Regions from separate parts of the Homo sapiens genome. Here region 2 is linked to region 1. The links are chromatin contacts, found by Hi-C or POLR2A ChIA-PET in ENCODE. All regions are on one chromosome and are shown on one strand. The core of a region is the stretch at or near the end of the contact, and the rest is flanking DNA. Distances in the headings are between cores, read along the strand shown. Region 1 has its middle 98 kb from the start of LINC02038. Region 2 holds the start of LINC02038 (long intergenic non-protein coding RNA 2038).

What was found. Hi-C counts contacts between places; a loop is a spot of excess contacts on that map. ChIA-PET counts read pairs that join two places held with the same protein, here RNA polymerase II (POLR2A). Pooled maps may share reads with other maps.
Region 2: a map with no recorded cell type shows a loop between it and region 1 (2.5-fold over the local background). The contact joins the promoter of LINC02038 here to the enhancer-like site in region 1. A Hi-C loop is called at or near these places in 1 of 37 single-sample maps with no recorded cell type and 2 of 50 pooled maps. POLR2A ChIA-PET finds 5 or more read pairs at or near these places in 1 of 52 experiments (activated CD4-positive, alpha-beta T cell).

What each region holds. Positions count from the first base shown.
Region 1 is chr3:193,741,626-193,749,402 of GRCh38, reverse strand. No RefSeq gene overlaps it. Among named protein-coding and RNA genes, the nearest start is that of LINC02038, 98 kb to the left of the region's middle. RefSeq lists enhancers at 6,474-6,523, 6,574-6,623, 6,644-6,693. Within about 2 kb of position 4,687, at least 8 of the 41 ENCODE cell types and tissues checked have a DNase peak (open chromatin) inside an H3K27ac peak, as active enhancers do.
Region 2 is chr3:193,838,906-193,846,682 of GRCh38, reverse strand. LINC02038 (long intergenic non-protein coding RNA 2038) reads left to right here and starts at 2,674. Exons shown (of 3, transcript NR_146718.1): 1 at 2,674-3,031; 2 at 3,458-3,605; 3 at 3,928-5,855. RefSeq lists a silencer at 3,980-4,163.

The DNA of each region.
Region 1 (7,777 bases), core at 3,438-5,937:
ACACCATCCCCCTTGGCGTTGTCTTAGAGAAAGTGAGTGCTTGTGATATCTGGTTGTTTAAAAGTGTGTGGCACCTCCACCCCACCACCCCCTTTCTCCCTCAGGCCTCCCCTGAAGCAGATGCCACCATGCTCCCCGTACAGCCTGCAGAACCATAAGCCAATTAAACCTCTTTCCTTTCTAAATTACCCAGTAGCAGGTATTCCTTTATAGCAATGTGAGAAAACACTAATACAATTACAGATTCTATGAATTTCTGGAGGACACTCAGAGAATCTTATGAAAAACTTTATGCCAATAGATTTAACACCTTAGATGAAAGGCACAAATCCCTTGAAAGATACAAGGAAAAAAACTCACTACCAAAGCTCACTCAAGAAAAAATAGATAACCTGAATAGCCCTATATCTATTAAGAAAATCAAATTTGTGGTTAAAGCCCTTCCCACAAAAACAAACAAACAAATAAAACAACAAAAAAACTCCTCCAGCTTCAGACAGCTTCACTGAAGAATTCTACCAAACATTAAAGGAAAAAATAATGCCAATCTCCTACAAACTCTTTCATAAAATAGAGGAGGAGCAAGAATTACTTCCCAACTCACTTTACGTGGTCAATCATTTCTGATGCCAAAAGTGACAAAGACATTACAGAAAAGAAAATTACCAAACTTTCTCAAGAAATTAGATACAAAAATCTTTAAAAAAGTAATAGAAAATATGTTACAATTTTAACAGGAAAAGAACAAAAATCATATGATTATCTCAATAGCTGCAGACAAAGCATTTGATAAATTGAATATCCATTTATGGGAGGAAAGTAAAATAAGTAAACAAGAAAAAGAATGAAAACTCCTCAGCCAACCTAGCACTAGGCATCTATGTAAAACTTAAGGTTAGATCTTATGTAATGGTAAAAATTCAAATGCTTTACATCTTAATATTGGGAACAAGGTTGGGATGACCACTTTTACCTCTTCTACTCAAAATTGTATTAGATATCTTATCCAGTTCATTAAAAAAGAAAAATAAAGCTATGAAGTTGTGGAAAAGAAGGAGTAAAATTGACATTATTTTTAGACAATATGACTGTTTATATAGAAAACCATAAGGAATAGTTTAAAAATGGCTACTAGATCTAACAAGTGTATTAAGTATATTTAGTAAGGTTGTAGGTCAATATACAAAGTTAATTGTATCTCTGTATTCCAGTAGCAAGAAATTGGAAATGAAATAATGAAGATAATTCCATTAATAATGAGATAAAATATAAAACACTCAGGAAAAAATAACAAAAGACATTTATAACTTCCACATTAAAAATCTAAAGCATTGCTGAGAGAAATTAAAGATGACTGAAAACAAATGGAGACTTTTTACCATATTCATGCACTAGAAGACAATATTGTTACAATATCAATTCTGCAAAATTGATTTCTAGACCCAGCACTATTTCAATAAAATTCCCAATAAGGATTTTTGTAGGTATTGAAAAGTTGATTCTAAAGTTTATATGAAAATTCAAAGAACCTACATTATTTAAAACAATCTTTTAAAAGAAAACAAATAGGGAGGACTTATACTGTTTGATTTTAAGACTTACTATGAAATTACTTGTATTTTACTAAGTTTATTGGATAGACAAAATTACCTGATCAAGAGAACAGAATAGAATCTAGAAGCATCTGGTATGTATAATCAAAGTTTGACAAAGGCACCAAAGCGAATCAATGGCAAAAGAAAAGTCTTTTCAATAAATAGTGCTGGAATAACTACACAACCATCTAGAAAAAAATGAATGACAACTCCTATCTCACACAATTCACAAAAACTAATTTGAGATGAATCCTAGATATCAAACTAAATGCTAAAACTATGAAACATCTCCAAAAAAAGCAGAATACTTTTGGCATTTTGGTGTAAGCAGAGATTTCTTAAAAACAGGACACTGAAGCACTAATTATGAAATTTAAAAATTAATGAATTGAACTTTAAGAAAATTAAAATTTTGGGCTCATAAAATTTTAAAAACATGAAAAACAAGCCACAGTTTGTTAAGATGTTCCACTAAGAACTTGTATCGAGAACACATAAAGAACGCCTACAATTCAGCATTAAAAAGAAAAAAAAATTATTTTGAATCACAAAAGAAGACATATCAATGGCCAATAAGCACATGAAAGTATGTTCAACCTCCTTAATCAGCAGAGAAATGATCTCACAGTGATTGAAGTTCTATAAGAAAGATTTTGAATGAGCAATTAAATGGCACACGATGGACAAAATGACAGCAGTGACATACCAAGTGGGGAGGCCTGGTGAGAGCAGTTGCCCCTGGGTACAGGCGACAAGGAGGTAGATCATCTGTAGCAAATTTTAAAACAATAATAAAATCAAATAAAAGTGGTCTGCTTTTTATCATTACCCAGCGACAGCAATTCTTAATAGGGTCAGTGATAACTTGCCCATAGACCCCCACATCCCTCCCATTCGCCCTTGTGCTATATCGAATGTGAGTCTCATTTTCTCCCTTAACATATTCCCTCTCTAAAGCCTTCCAGAAATATGCATTTTTAATGGTTGCATGATACTCCTTATTTTGTTAACAGATCCCTTATTACTGAACACTAATGCTGTTCTCAATTTTTCAATGTTATAAACGACATTAGGACAATATCTCTGTGTTATCATCCTTGACAGTTTTTCAGGATTTTGCCTTGAGAGAGAAATGTCTCCTCTTGATTTTTGATCTTGGAGGAAAATCTTGGACAGTGAACTAGCTGAAAATGTGTAGATGAGAATGTACCTGAGAGGAGGTCAGTAGAACCTGAGATACAGGCTGAGAGTGGCAAGGAGAGCGGGGGAAGGGGAGCAGCCTGGGAGGGCTTCAGGAGAAAGAGGAGCATGTGCAGAGTGGGCCCAGGGGAGAGCAGAGAGAAACATAGTGCCAGGCCCGGCCCAGAACAGAGGTTAGGAGTATAGGAAAGCCACCATGTTCCTTGCGGCTGGGCAGATTTGATCTCTCTGTGCCTCAGTTTCCTCATCTTTAAAATGAGCTTAGAAATAGAACTTAACTCTGTGACCCATTTTTTTTTTCCTTTTTGGAGACAGGGCATCACTCTGTCGCCCAGGCAAGAGTGTAGTGGCGTGAACATAGCTCACTGTAGCCTTGAATTCCTAGGCTCAAGTCATCCTCCCACCTCAGCCTCCCAAGCAGCTGAGACTACAAGTGTGCACCACCATGCCTAGCTAATTTGTGTATTTTTTGTAGAGACAGGGTCTCGCTATGTTGTCCAGGCTGGTCTTGAACTTCTGAGTTCAAGCAATCCTCCCGCCTTTGCCTTCCAAAGTGTTGGGATTACAGGTGTGAGCCACTGCGCCCAGCTTATGTAGATGAATACCTGTAAGCACATAGAAAATTACCCGGCAATACATGTTTGGTAAATAAAAGTGAATGATGGCGAGGCACAGTGGCTCATACCTGTAATCCCAGCACTTTGGGAGGCTGAGGTGGGTAGATCACTTGAGGCCAGGAGTTTGAGATCACCCTGGCCAGCATGGTGAAACCCCATCTCTACTAAAAATACAAAAATTAACCAGGCATGGTGGCACACACCTGTAGTCCCAGCTACTCGAGAGGCTGAGGCAAGAGAATCACTTGAACCCAGGAGGCAGAGGTTGCAGTGGGCCGAAATCATGCCACTGCGCTTTAGCCTGGGTGACAGAGCAAGACGCTATCTCAGAAAAGTGAATGAGGCTTCTGGGTGGAGCCTAAGACAGACAGCACCAAAGTAGGAAATTCTTGCTTAAGAGCACAAAAAATGGAGGCCGCGTTTCCCCTCATGAGGGAAAGTGAGTGGCAATGTTGCCTGAAGCCAGCCTTCCAACAGGGCAAATGCTGCTGGTCTGGTTGGGAAGCCAGCTGCCCTTTATCTCCCTCTGGCCAGTATCTGAAATCAGCTGTGAGAGAGAAATGCAGAACACTAGGAGATAGGAGCAGGCCGCTTTCCTCTTCCATCGGCTCTTCCGGGGCACCAGTCACTGCTTATTAAGCAGTTTATGTCATTAAGCATCTCCCTGGGGGAGCTGGAGAGCCACAGCACAGTGTAGATAATGAAGATCTATTGCATAAGCAGAAAAAGTTCAATGGAAAATGCCTCCTTCTGCGCTCCCTGGCTGCCCTCACTTGAGCCCTGTCTCCTTTTTATTAGCAGCGTGAGAGGATTCAACATTGTTTTTATTTTCTCACTCCTTGTGGGGAAAGACATTGATCCAGGCTTAAGAAGTCTTTCTGCGTCTGTTTCTTTAAACTAAGAATTGGGTTTCACTCTGGGCTAACTGTTCCTTTAGGTACAAGCTGAATGGCTCCCATTGCCAAGGTGAGCCCCAGACACATTTCTGACACAGCTCACTTCCTTTTTAGGGCCCCTAAAGTCAAGGTTAGTGCCTGCTCTCAAGCCCCTCAGGCCAAGGAGACCTGCCCTCAGAAATAAGATGTCTTGAATGGGAACAAAGAGCTCTATCATGCCCTTGGTTTCTTCATGTTTAAAATGCAGAGCAAAGGAGTACATGAGGTCAAGAGCCTTCTAGTCTGAACCTTCTGTGGAGTGGAAGGACACTAATGGGCCAGACAGCTTCTAGATGCAAGGCGGGCTCAGGCCTGGGTGAGGTCAGGACGGGAGACACGGAGAGGAACAAGTTACCTAGCCTCAGCCAGCAGAGTCCCGGGCCAGCCTCACAGCGACGGGAGGTGATTTTGTCACGTTCACTGACCTCTGACTCTTTCCTCAAGGAAGGGTTTGTGTCATGAGTGAACAGAGACAGGTGAAAAGCCCCCTCTAATTTCTAGCACACAGTCCTGCAAGCCTCTGCAGGAAGGAGTTGGGAGCTCTGCGTTTCCCTCTCGTTGGCCTCCTGCCTGCCTGTCTGCCCTGGACCTTGCTTACCAGCTTATCCAAGCTGCATGGAGGTTCAGGGGTGCCATCTGGGTCTCCTCAGCCCAAATATGGGACTTTCAAAATCTCCCCCCAACACAAACACACCCTGCTGTGTTGATTCCGTTCCCGTACTCTCCACTCCATCTCTTCCCATCCACCTTCATATTTGCTCTTAGAACCAGAGCCTGTGACCACGTGAGATACTGTATTGCAGTCACCTGGAGTTTGCTTTACAGGAAAAGTAAACGCCCCCTCCCCTTTTCCTCCTAGTCTCTTTGGTTTAGAAGGATGATGTCATCTGAATAACAGCCTGAAGTAAATGATTAGGAAAAGTGCCCTTCTCTTGAACCCTGTGGACACCATCTAGCTCTGAGACAGAGATTCAGTTAGAAATGCTGCAGCTGGAAAACAATTCACACACCATGCCCATGAAGTGTGTGAAGCTCTGGAAGAAAAGACACGAAGAGGATATTTACGATTGGGGAAGGAAGCATAGCGTGGTACACCTGAATCAGGAGGACTGTGAAGGGCGGCAGTGAGGAGTGAAACCAGAGCCTGAAATTGCCACACTTCCTCCGTGTCTGACTCGGTGCTTCTCAAACTGAGCATTTTCAACATCTTTGACAAAACAATTCAGCCACGGAGGGGAGTCTTGCGCATTGTAGGATGTTTAAGCCAGAATTCCTGGCCTCCACCCACTACATGCCAGAAGTAACTTACCCCAACCAAGATGAGATTAGCCACTGGCATGAAGGAAATAAAATATTAGAACTTCTATGTATTTTTATTTGATTACAAAACATAGAATTTAAGTTTTATTAACATTGATGATGCCCAGACATAATCCAAGACATGTCAGTGAGATGTCTATAACTTAGACAGGTAGACGGAGAAACCCTCATCTGCTCTATCATTCTGAGCTTATTACAGGGCATTGTAGTTCATATTTGTCCAATTAGGTTGGATTCAGTAATTATTTTAAATGGGAGATGGCAAGTAACTGTGAAGATTCTATAAGTCATCTCATGGCAAGGAACTTAGGTACACATTTTTCTCTTACAAAAAACCCCACAAATTATTATAACTTTGCTATTCGTTTGGTGATAGGTAGCTGCCAGTAGTATGCTACCTAGTAGATATTTTTAATATACCCATAATCCATCCTTTCAAAATAAAGGTGACATTTAACAATGAGTGAAAAAGTGACTACGTTTAGAAAGAAACTCGTGCTATGGTATTTCTGGCAAATGACCAGAGAGCCTGAAAAGCCCTCCTGAGATAAAGCATACAGATATTCTGGATAAAATATTACAGGAATACTTTTAGATTCAGAGCTGAGCTGACCTGGAAGTAAGGGAAGTCACCAGGTGCCAAACTGAAGAGGGAGTTCGTGCTGAACCAAAGCTATCCTGAGAGCATCTGCCAATCGCTGAAACAAGCTGGAGTTTTAATGGCCTTGCAGGGAACAGAAGACTAGATATTCAGCCTGAATAAGCTGGAAAATTGGAACTGAGACCCCTAATAAAGTAAGAAGCCTGAAAAGCTACAGTCTCAGTAAAAGGATTTACTGTCCACTGGTAAAGGAAGGTGAAAATGAAACTTATCTGCACAAGGAATTAAATTCACACATTTTTTGTTGACTGGAAACCCCCAGCGGAAGAGTTAACTTAAAAATGGTCTCGTGTTATACCATTACAGGGCCACCTGGCAGAGAAGCAAATGCGTATTCTCTCTGTAAGGATGCACTCAAAACCCAGACCTCATGGGTTCCCACGAATAAACCCAGCTGAACAGTCAAAACCCAGCTCACAGTCAAAATTTTTAAACACATGAAAAACCCAGCCACCACCAATAAGAATCAGAAGAAACAAAAAAAAAGCAGAATTAAATTCCCAGCGACTTCATATATATGAACTATGGAACACAGAATTAAAAATAATTATGTTTTAAGGAAGTAAAAAGAAATGTTTTCAGAAATAAAAGAGGGAATCAAAATACATGAGCAAGGAATAAAATAATCTCAAAAGGGCCCAGGCATTTGTAGAAAACAACCAGAAAGAATTTTAAACATGAGAAATCATAGTTATTATAATTAAAAACTAAGCAGATGAGGAAAAACCTAAATGAAACATGAAGTTAGGCACAGTTGAAGAAAGAATTTGTGAACTCAAAGATAGATCTAATACACACACACACACACACACACACACACACACACACTTTTTTTTTTTTAAGAGATGAGGTCTCGCTAAGTTGCCCAGGCTTAAGTGCAGTGGCTATTCACAGACATGATTATAACACACTACAGCCTCAAACTTCTGAGCTCAAGTAATCCTCCTGTCTCAGCCTCTCAAATATCTGGGGCTAAAGGTGTGTGCCACTGTGCCCAGCTGGTTTTGAAAAACACAGAAAAACAAAGTGCAAAAGAAAAATAATTGTCAATCAAGACTTATAAACCCAACTAAGATATCACTGAAGAAAAAGACTAAGATAAAGACATTTGCAGGCAAATAAAAACTGAGAAATTTTGCCATCAACAGATTCTTACTAAAGGAATTTCTAAAAAGAAGTACTTCAGAGGAAGAAAACAAAATTGCCGGAAAGTTCTGAGCTGCAGGAAAGAATGATTTTTACTTAGAATAAGAATTTTCCATTGCTTCCTAATTATTAGGTTTATATATAAATTTGTGTTACTTTAACCATTTAAATGCAGTGTTAAGATTTGAAAATAAATGTTAGAAGTTAAGGGTCTTTTGGTTTTTTTTTTTTTTTTTGACATTTATCCATTAAAGTCCTATTAAAATTTAGGCCTTTAAAAAAGGAAGGAAGAAAAGAAGCAAA
Region 2 (7,777 bases), core at 1,425-3,924, 99 kb before region 1:
TATTGGCTTACCAAGTCAGTGGCTGTGTTCTGAATGTGAGCTCCAAGGCTGCCACCAGTGACTGGGCTTGGTAAATGGTTCCCTTTATAGGACTCTGGGTGGAAAATTGGAGTTGTGGTTAGATTAGAATCATTTCCAACTGTGCTCTGTGGAAGTCCTGGAGACCACTGTTAGGTGGCCAGGACAGGTTGGAGGAGAAGGGAGAAGACAACTGCCACCCCACTCCTCTGAATTTAACCAGAATGGAACTTTTCTGTTTTACACACTGGATTCTGCAGCTAGGAAAACCTGAAACTATGTGTTTAATTATCACCAGGGTCCCTTCTAGTGCTAAGAATCTGAACTTCCCCTCGCTCCTCAGTTGGGCAACAAGTGAGTTAAGACTCCTGGCCCCACCTTGAACACTGCTGTCTTCCCAGGGTTCTTCCTTTTCACCTTCCAAAAGCTACCTCTCTTCCATCTTCTCCCCTCACCACCTCAGCTTTAGAAGGAAACATGTTCGCCGGTGCCTGAGAGGCTGTCTGAGGAAACCTGCTCTCAGAGCACAGGGAAGCCGCGTCAGCATGCTGCCCTGTGCACAGCTTCCTGGAAGGGGTCTGCTTACTTTTACTATTGCACTGAACAAATGGAAAAGAATTTGGGACCATTGCAAAGACCTACAGCCAGGGCAGCAAGGATGGTGGTGGGAGCCCAGCTGAGGCTGGGGCTAAGATTAAAAACTGGGCTACTCTTTACTATATAAAAGGAAGCAAAGCCAGGACTTAGCAGAGTGCCTCAAAGTATCACCAAACTGAGGGAACAGAAAAGATTTTCAGCTACTCTCAGTAAAGGGTGTTGCTATTTCAACTTCCAAAAGCAAAATGAAGCTGTAGCCTGCAAAGGAATGAAGTCATCTGTTCACAGACCCACAGGTGGAAAACTTTCTAAATAACATCGCTCAGCTTCCCACATTTGAGAACACAAACATTGAAGCCCAAGAGAAGTGACTTGCCCAAGGTTACAGAGACAGAGGCAGAATGTGTGGTTGGGGGAAGGAGCACTGTCTATAGGGTCAGACAAGCCTAAGACAGATCAGAACTCTGTGTGACCATAAGCAAATTCAGTAACTGTATTAGTCTGTTCTCACACTGCTAATAAAGACATACCCAAGACTGAGTATGTTATACAGGAAAGAGGTTTAATTGACTTACAGCTCAGCATGGCTGGGGAAGCCTCAGGAAACTTACAATCATGGCAGAAGGGAAAGCAAACACATCCTTCACATGGTGGCAGGAAGGAGAAATGCCTACCAAAAGGGGAAAAGCCCCTTATAACACCATCAGATCTCATGAGAACTCATTCAGTATCACGAGAACAGCATGGAGGTAACCACGCCCATGAATAAATTACCGCCTACTGGGTCCCTCCCACCACGTGTGGGGATTATGGGAACCATAATTCAAGATGAGATTTGGGTGGGGACACAGCCAAACCATATCAGTAACCTTTCATTTTCTCATCTGTAAAATGGGGGTAATAATAGCTACCTAGCAATGTTACCATGAAGACTAAATGAGAAAATATTTGTGAAATGCCTGACACAAAATAGTGTTCACTAACTAGTAGGCATTATTAGAATAAGGTATAAATTCCCATTGTGTACATTGTGTACATATGGTCCCTTTGAATGACAAGGAGAAACTCACAATGACAGGGCTGTGTTGGGCACTGCCTGGATCTCCCTGGGTGTTTAGTGGAAATACTACCCTTGGGGGTGAGATTTTTCTGCAGCTATCTTCATGGTTCAGGAGAGAGAGAGTCCTTCTTGTCCTTCATGAAGTTTTATGGTGACTTCTGTGCCAATTCAAGAGGAGCTTCTGAATCCGTTTGGACAAAGACAACACATGAACCACTGTGGGGCCTCAATTCCCTGCTGAAAGACTGTGTTCGTTCATTCAGCAAATACACATCTGAGCACCTACTCCATGTCAGACACTATTCTAGGTGCTGGGGATACAGCAGTGAACAAATAAAATCCTGTCCTCATGGAGCTTACATTCCAGCAGACCCTAACAATTCACAGGAAAGTGGTGACAGGGCTGATGTCAGGCTCTGAGGCCCTTCTGTTCAGAAGGCTCTTCCCTTACATTGCCCCAGCCCCTTTCTCTTTTTCCTTCCCACAGCCTCGGCTCTGTTCCCTCCTCCATTCTTATAATTCTCCTTTTATAAGCCACTCTCCATTTAACTGGTGGATTTAAAGCAAATAGCAATTGTGTTAAGAAGCAGGAAATATGATACTTTACACAATGATGGAGAAATCAGAAAAATTAAGGCTTGTATAAATCTCTTCTCTAAATTGTGCCCATAGGCCAATTAATTAAGCTGCTTTTGCCTTGTGTCTGTTGCAGCTGATACATTTCTTTCTGAAAATGGCTGGCCTGCATTAGAAGGGCCCTCCCCACTCCCAGAGCTCAGGTTTGGGTGTGTCTTTTAGAGTAAACATAGCACCCCTGACCCCACCTCCTTTATCACTTGGCTCTGGCTGTGAAAAGAAAGAGAAAAAAAGTAGGTTTGTTTAGTGTGAACTCTTTTTCTGAAGCCAACAGGGAGAACAAGATTTGAAACAAGAGGAGACTGAGTTGGGTTCAATGGTTAACCAGTCAGATTAATGAATGCTAGAAGGAGGAAATAGCCAGTAAGTAAAGAGGCAAGAAAAAATGTCTCCCCGTGGTTCAAAAGCCAACTAAAGTTTACCAAGAGCTGTGACCTGTGGTTAAAATGTCCTCAGAGGCCAGCTCTCATCTGATTTCAACCTGAAGCCCCATTTCCTATCAAGAGAGCCATTTGGCTCCTCTCTTAAGCTCAGCAGCCCTGAGGTGTGGTAGCCTCACGCTGACCCATACAGAATGCAACAGAACTGTCCCTGCTGCAGAAGTCTCAGGGTTCTGCCCCAACTGCATAGACTTCTTTCATGGAACCGGCTCCTCTATCCCCACAAGGCTTCTCCCCAGCACAGCTTCTACCTAGAATCAGACGGAGAGCTTTAGACCAGGTAAGAACTCTGGGCCAATGTAAATCAGGAGCGCCAGGCTGTCCCAGCCTCTGCCCTGACTTGCTCTATGAGTTTGGCAAATTCCTTAATCTGCCCATGCCTCTCTTTCTGTGTTGTTAACATGATGATGTTGGCCTAGAGCAGGGGCTGGCAAACTTTTTATGTAAAGAGACAAATATAATATTTTAGGCTTGTAGACCACATGGTCAGTATCTCTCTCAACTATCCAAAGCCACCACTGTAGCATGAAAGCAGCCACAGATGGGTTGTAAATGGAGGGGCGTGGTTGTATTCCAATAAAACTTTATTTACAAAGACAAGTGGTGAACAAGATTGGCCAGTGGACTGTATTTTGCCAACTCCTGGACTAAATCTCTAAGGATCTTTGCAACACTGAAATACCGTACTACCTGGATTGTTTTACAGAGAGAAAACGGAGGCGTGGTGACACCAAGTGACATGCTCCAAGCCGCTGAACATGTTGGTGGCAGAGCTAGAACTCGACACCAAGTCTCCTGGCTTTAGTCCACTGTGGCTCTCAATCCTCGCACACGCAGAGCACAGACCGTTTTTGGTACACGAGGCTTACCCTGGGAACTGCCCTCCCTCTGTGGCTTGGCGAGGGGGGTCGGGGGAAAGGGTAGGGAGGATGTGAGGGGTGGGGAGCAGTGCTCTCTCTGCCTGTTTCAGGAAGGCTCTCTGGTTTGGTGAGAGCCCACACTTTGTTAAGTGAGATAAGGGACACTACAAGAAAAGGAGGGGGTGGGTGGGCAGAGGACATCACGCTGCTTATTTTGAACCTGGGAAAACTGTGCCTTAGGAGAGGGAAGTCCTGCATATTTCATGCTGTGACTTCTTGCTTCCAAACTGCGTATGCTGGCCTCCTTTTCACCCAGATGGTGCTGCAGGGAACAAGGCCCCACCAGTGTGTGCTCTTCCTGTGTGTCCAAATTTCCACCAAAGAGGGCTCCTCCCAGGAGATTGGCTGCCGAACCTGTTCTTCCACGGCAGAAGCGGCGCAGCTAGCCCAGCACGACTCTGCTTATTGTTACGCTTCTGCCACATGTGTGTAAATTTGTAAGGAACTTGCCGCTCCTGGCTGAAGACCCAGGGAGCTTTTGCGCTGTTAATCTGTTTTCCTTTTTGCCCTCAGCCTTTGCTCTTCAGGGGAGAGGCCGTCGATAAGGTCCAATGGGGTGGGGTGACACCTCTTGGGCTCAGAATCTCAAGGGTCCCAAGGTCCAGTCAGTGAGAGCCTTCTGTCTACATGCCACCCTGTCCCCTCTGTGTGGAGCCCTCAGCAGGACCCTGGCCACAGGGCTCTGGAGCAATAATATTACCCCATGACAACTGTCGTGACTGCTACCTCAAAAAGTAAGACAGTCCTGCCATCTACGTTCATGGAGCTCCGAGGAGCAGCTCAGTTCTGTTTGTTGTGACAGGATTTTATAGCAAAATTTGCATGAAAGACATGAAGCTCAGCAATTGGTTTGCGACAGAGGCGTTTTCTTGCCAAATGAGGAAGTGAGATGATCAGAACTGGCTTTAGCATGAGCCTGGATTGGGGAACTCAGCTGGTTCTGGGCTCATACAACTTCACCTGTGAAGGTATATGGAATTCATGGTCAGCCCACATCTTCTAGCTGCAGGTTCAGTTCAGGGTGATCCCTACCTGGAGTTCTAGACTACCAGGCCAGTTTTGGAGGGTCCCGAAGGTATGAATAAGTGGTCCTGCAAACCCCAGCCCACCCTCACATATCCTAAAAGAAACTATGGCAGTTGGAGCCTGAGTTTTCTGGGTGACTGCTTCTCTATCTTTGTCTCTCTCTCTCGCCCACACCCGCCATTACTGCCAAACTCAGTTGCAAGGATTCCTGACCTATTTTTGCTCTCTAGCCTCTGCCTTTGCTGACAATGTCAGCCTCTGCTTTGAAAGCCCTTCCCTCTCTGGGCTGCTTCCATTAGTCCTTCAGCTTCCGAATCTTATGGCTCTCACCATCCCTTTCCTTGTGTTTCTGTTATTCATATCCCAAAGCCCTTCCAAATAGTGATATTCTCCAGGGCAAGGATCCTCTCCAATTTATTATCATATCCCTGGATCCTCCTATGACCTTTGGCATAGCTGTTGGAGGAGTGAGCAGATGAGTGAGTAAGTAACTGATCTTCTCCTCACCCATCCTCAGAGGAAGACCACGGGACAGGTGTGAGTGGTGCCTCCCAAAGATACTCCAAATACCAACCCCTAGCACCTGTGGATGTGACTTTATTTGGAAATTGGGTCTTGGCAGATGTCATTAAGTTAAAGATCTTGAGATGAGATCATCCTGAATTTAGAGTGGGCCTTAAATCCTGATAAAGAGACAGAAAAAGAGAAGACACAGAGACATACACAGGAGAGAGCCATGTGAAGCCAGAGGCAGAGATTGGAAAGATTTATCTATAAGAAAAGCCAAGAACTGCCAGAAGCTAGGAGAGAGGCATGGGATAAATTTTCCCATTCCTCACACCATTCACAAAAATTAACTTAAAATGGATCAAAGACTCAAATGTAAAGCTAAAATTATGAAAACCCCTAAAAGAAAAGATGGGATAAATCTTAATGACCTAGCATTAGGCAATGGTTTCTTAGATATGACTCCAAAAGCATGAGCAACAAAAGAAAAAATAGTTAAGTTGGATTTCATTGATACTAAAAATATTTGTATTTCTAAGAACACCACCAAGAAAGTATAAAAGACAGCCAAAAGAATGGGAGAAAAATTTTGCAAACCATATATCTGATAAGGGGTTTGTATCTAGAATATATAAATAACTCTTAAAACTCAATACTAAAAAGACAATGAACACAATCTGAAAACGGTCAAAAGACTAGGTGCAGTGGCTCACACCTGTAATCCCAGCCCTTTGGGAGGCTGAGGCGGGAGAACTGCTTAAGCCCAGGAGTCCTCATCAATTTCTTTTTGGGCAGGAATGTTGTTGCATGCCTATAGTTCCAGTTACCCTGAAGGCTAAGGTAGGAGGATGGCTTGAGCCTAGGTGTTTGAGGTTACAGTGAGCTATGATTGTACCATTGCTCTCCAGCCTGAGCAACAGAGAGACACTTGTTCTCTCTTTTTTTTTTAAATAAAGGCAAAAGATCTGAAAGCTATTTCTCCATAAGACTATATACAATGATCAATAAACACATAAAAAGATGAGTCATTAGCTATCAGGGAAATGCAAATAAAAACCACAATGAAATTATATAACACTAGATGGCTGTCATAAAAAAGACAAATAATAAAAATTGTTGGTGAGGGTGTGGAGAAATCAGAATTCTCATACGCTGCTGGTGGAAATGTAAAATAGTGGAGAGACTCTGGAAAACAGTCTGGCAATTCCTCAAAAGGTTAAACATAGAGTTACCACATAAGCCCATTCTATTCCATTTCTAGGTATATAACCAAGAGAAATGAAAACATACACCCATGCAAAAATTTGTGCCAAAAGTTCATAGTAACATTATTCATAATAGCCAAAAAGCGCAAACAACCCAAATGTCCCAAATGTCTATCAAGTGATGAATGGATTAAAAATTGTGTTATACCCAAACACCAGACTATTACTCAGCCATACGAAGGAGGTGCGCACTCACGTTACAACACAAATAAACCTTGAAAATATTATACTAAGTGAAAGAAGCTGGTTACCAAAAAAACCCCCACATATTATATGATTCGATTTATATGAAATGTCCAGAATAGGCAAATCCATACAAGCACAAAGTAGATTCTTGGTTTCCCAGGGCTGGAGATGGAGGAGATGAGGGAAGTTAAGGGGTGACAGCTGAAAGGGTGACAGCTAAAAGGGATGGAGGTTTCTCTGAGAGGCTGGGGAAGATGTTTGAAATTGTACTGTGGCAATGGTTGGTGGCACAGCTCTGTGAATATAGTAAAAGCCACTGAGTGGTACAATTGAAACCAGTGAATTGTGTGGTATGTGAATTATATTTCAATAAAAAAAGTACATATCTAATTGATATAAAAAGACTGGACTGGAAACACATTTGCCAAAATGTGTGGTGGGTTATAGGTGGTATTTATTTTCCACTTCATGTTTTTCTCTAGTAACCAAATTTTCTCCACTTCACATGGTTTATAGATTCTTCTCATAATCATAAAAATTACTAATATAAAAATTAATAAGTAAAAGACTAGATGGTTCCCTTCCCTTCTCTTCCCTTTCCTTTCCTCTAGTGGAAGATTAATTACTTAAATGGCACGTCAATTGTACTGAAGTGTAATTAAAAATGCAGATACATCTTAAAAGCAGAGATATCTTCATCAAGGAAACATTCTTTCTTTTTTAAAATTTTATTTTATTTTAAGTTCTGGGACACATGTGCAGAACGTGCAGGTTTGTTACACAGGTAAACGTGTGCCATGGTGGTTTGCCGCACCTACCAACCCATCACCTAGGCATGAAGCCCCGCATGCAGTAACTATTTATCCTGATGTTTTCCCTCCCTACTCCCCACAGGCCCTGGTGTGTGTTGTTCCCTTCCCTCTGTCCATGTGTTCTCATTGTTCAGCTCCCACTTATGAGTGAGAACATGCAGTGTTTGGTTTTCTGTTCCTGTGTTAGTTTGCTGCGAATGATCGCTTCCAGCTTCATGTCCCTGCAAAGGACATGGCCTCATTCCTTTTTATGGCTACATAGTATTTCATGGTATATGTACCACATTTTCTTTATCCAGTCTATCATTGT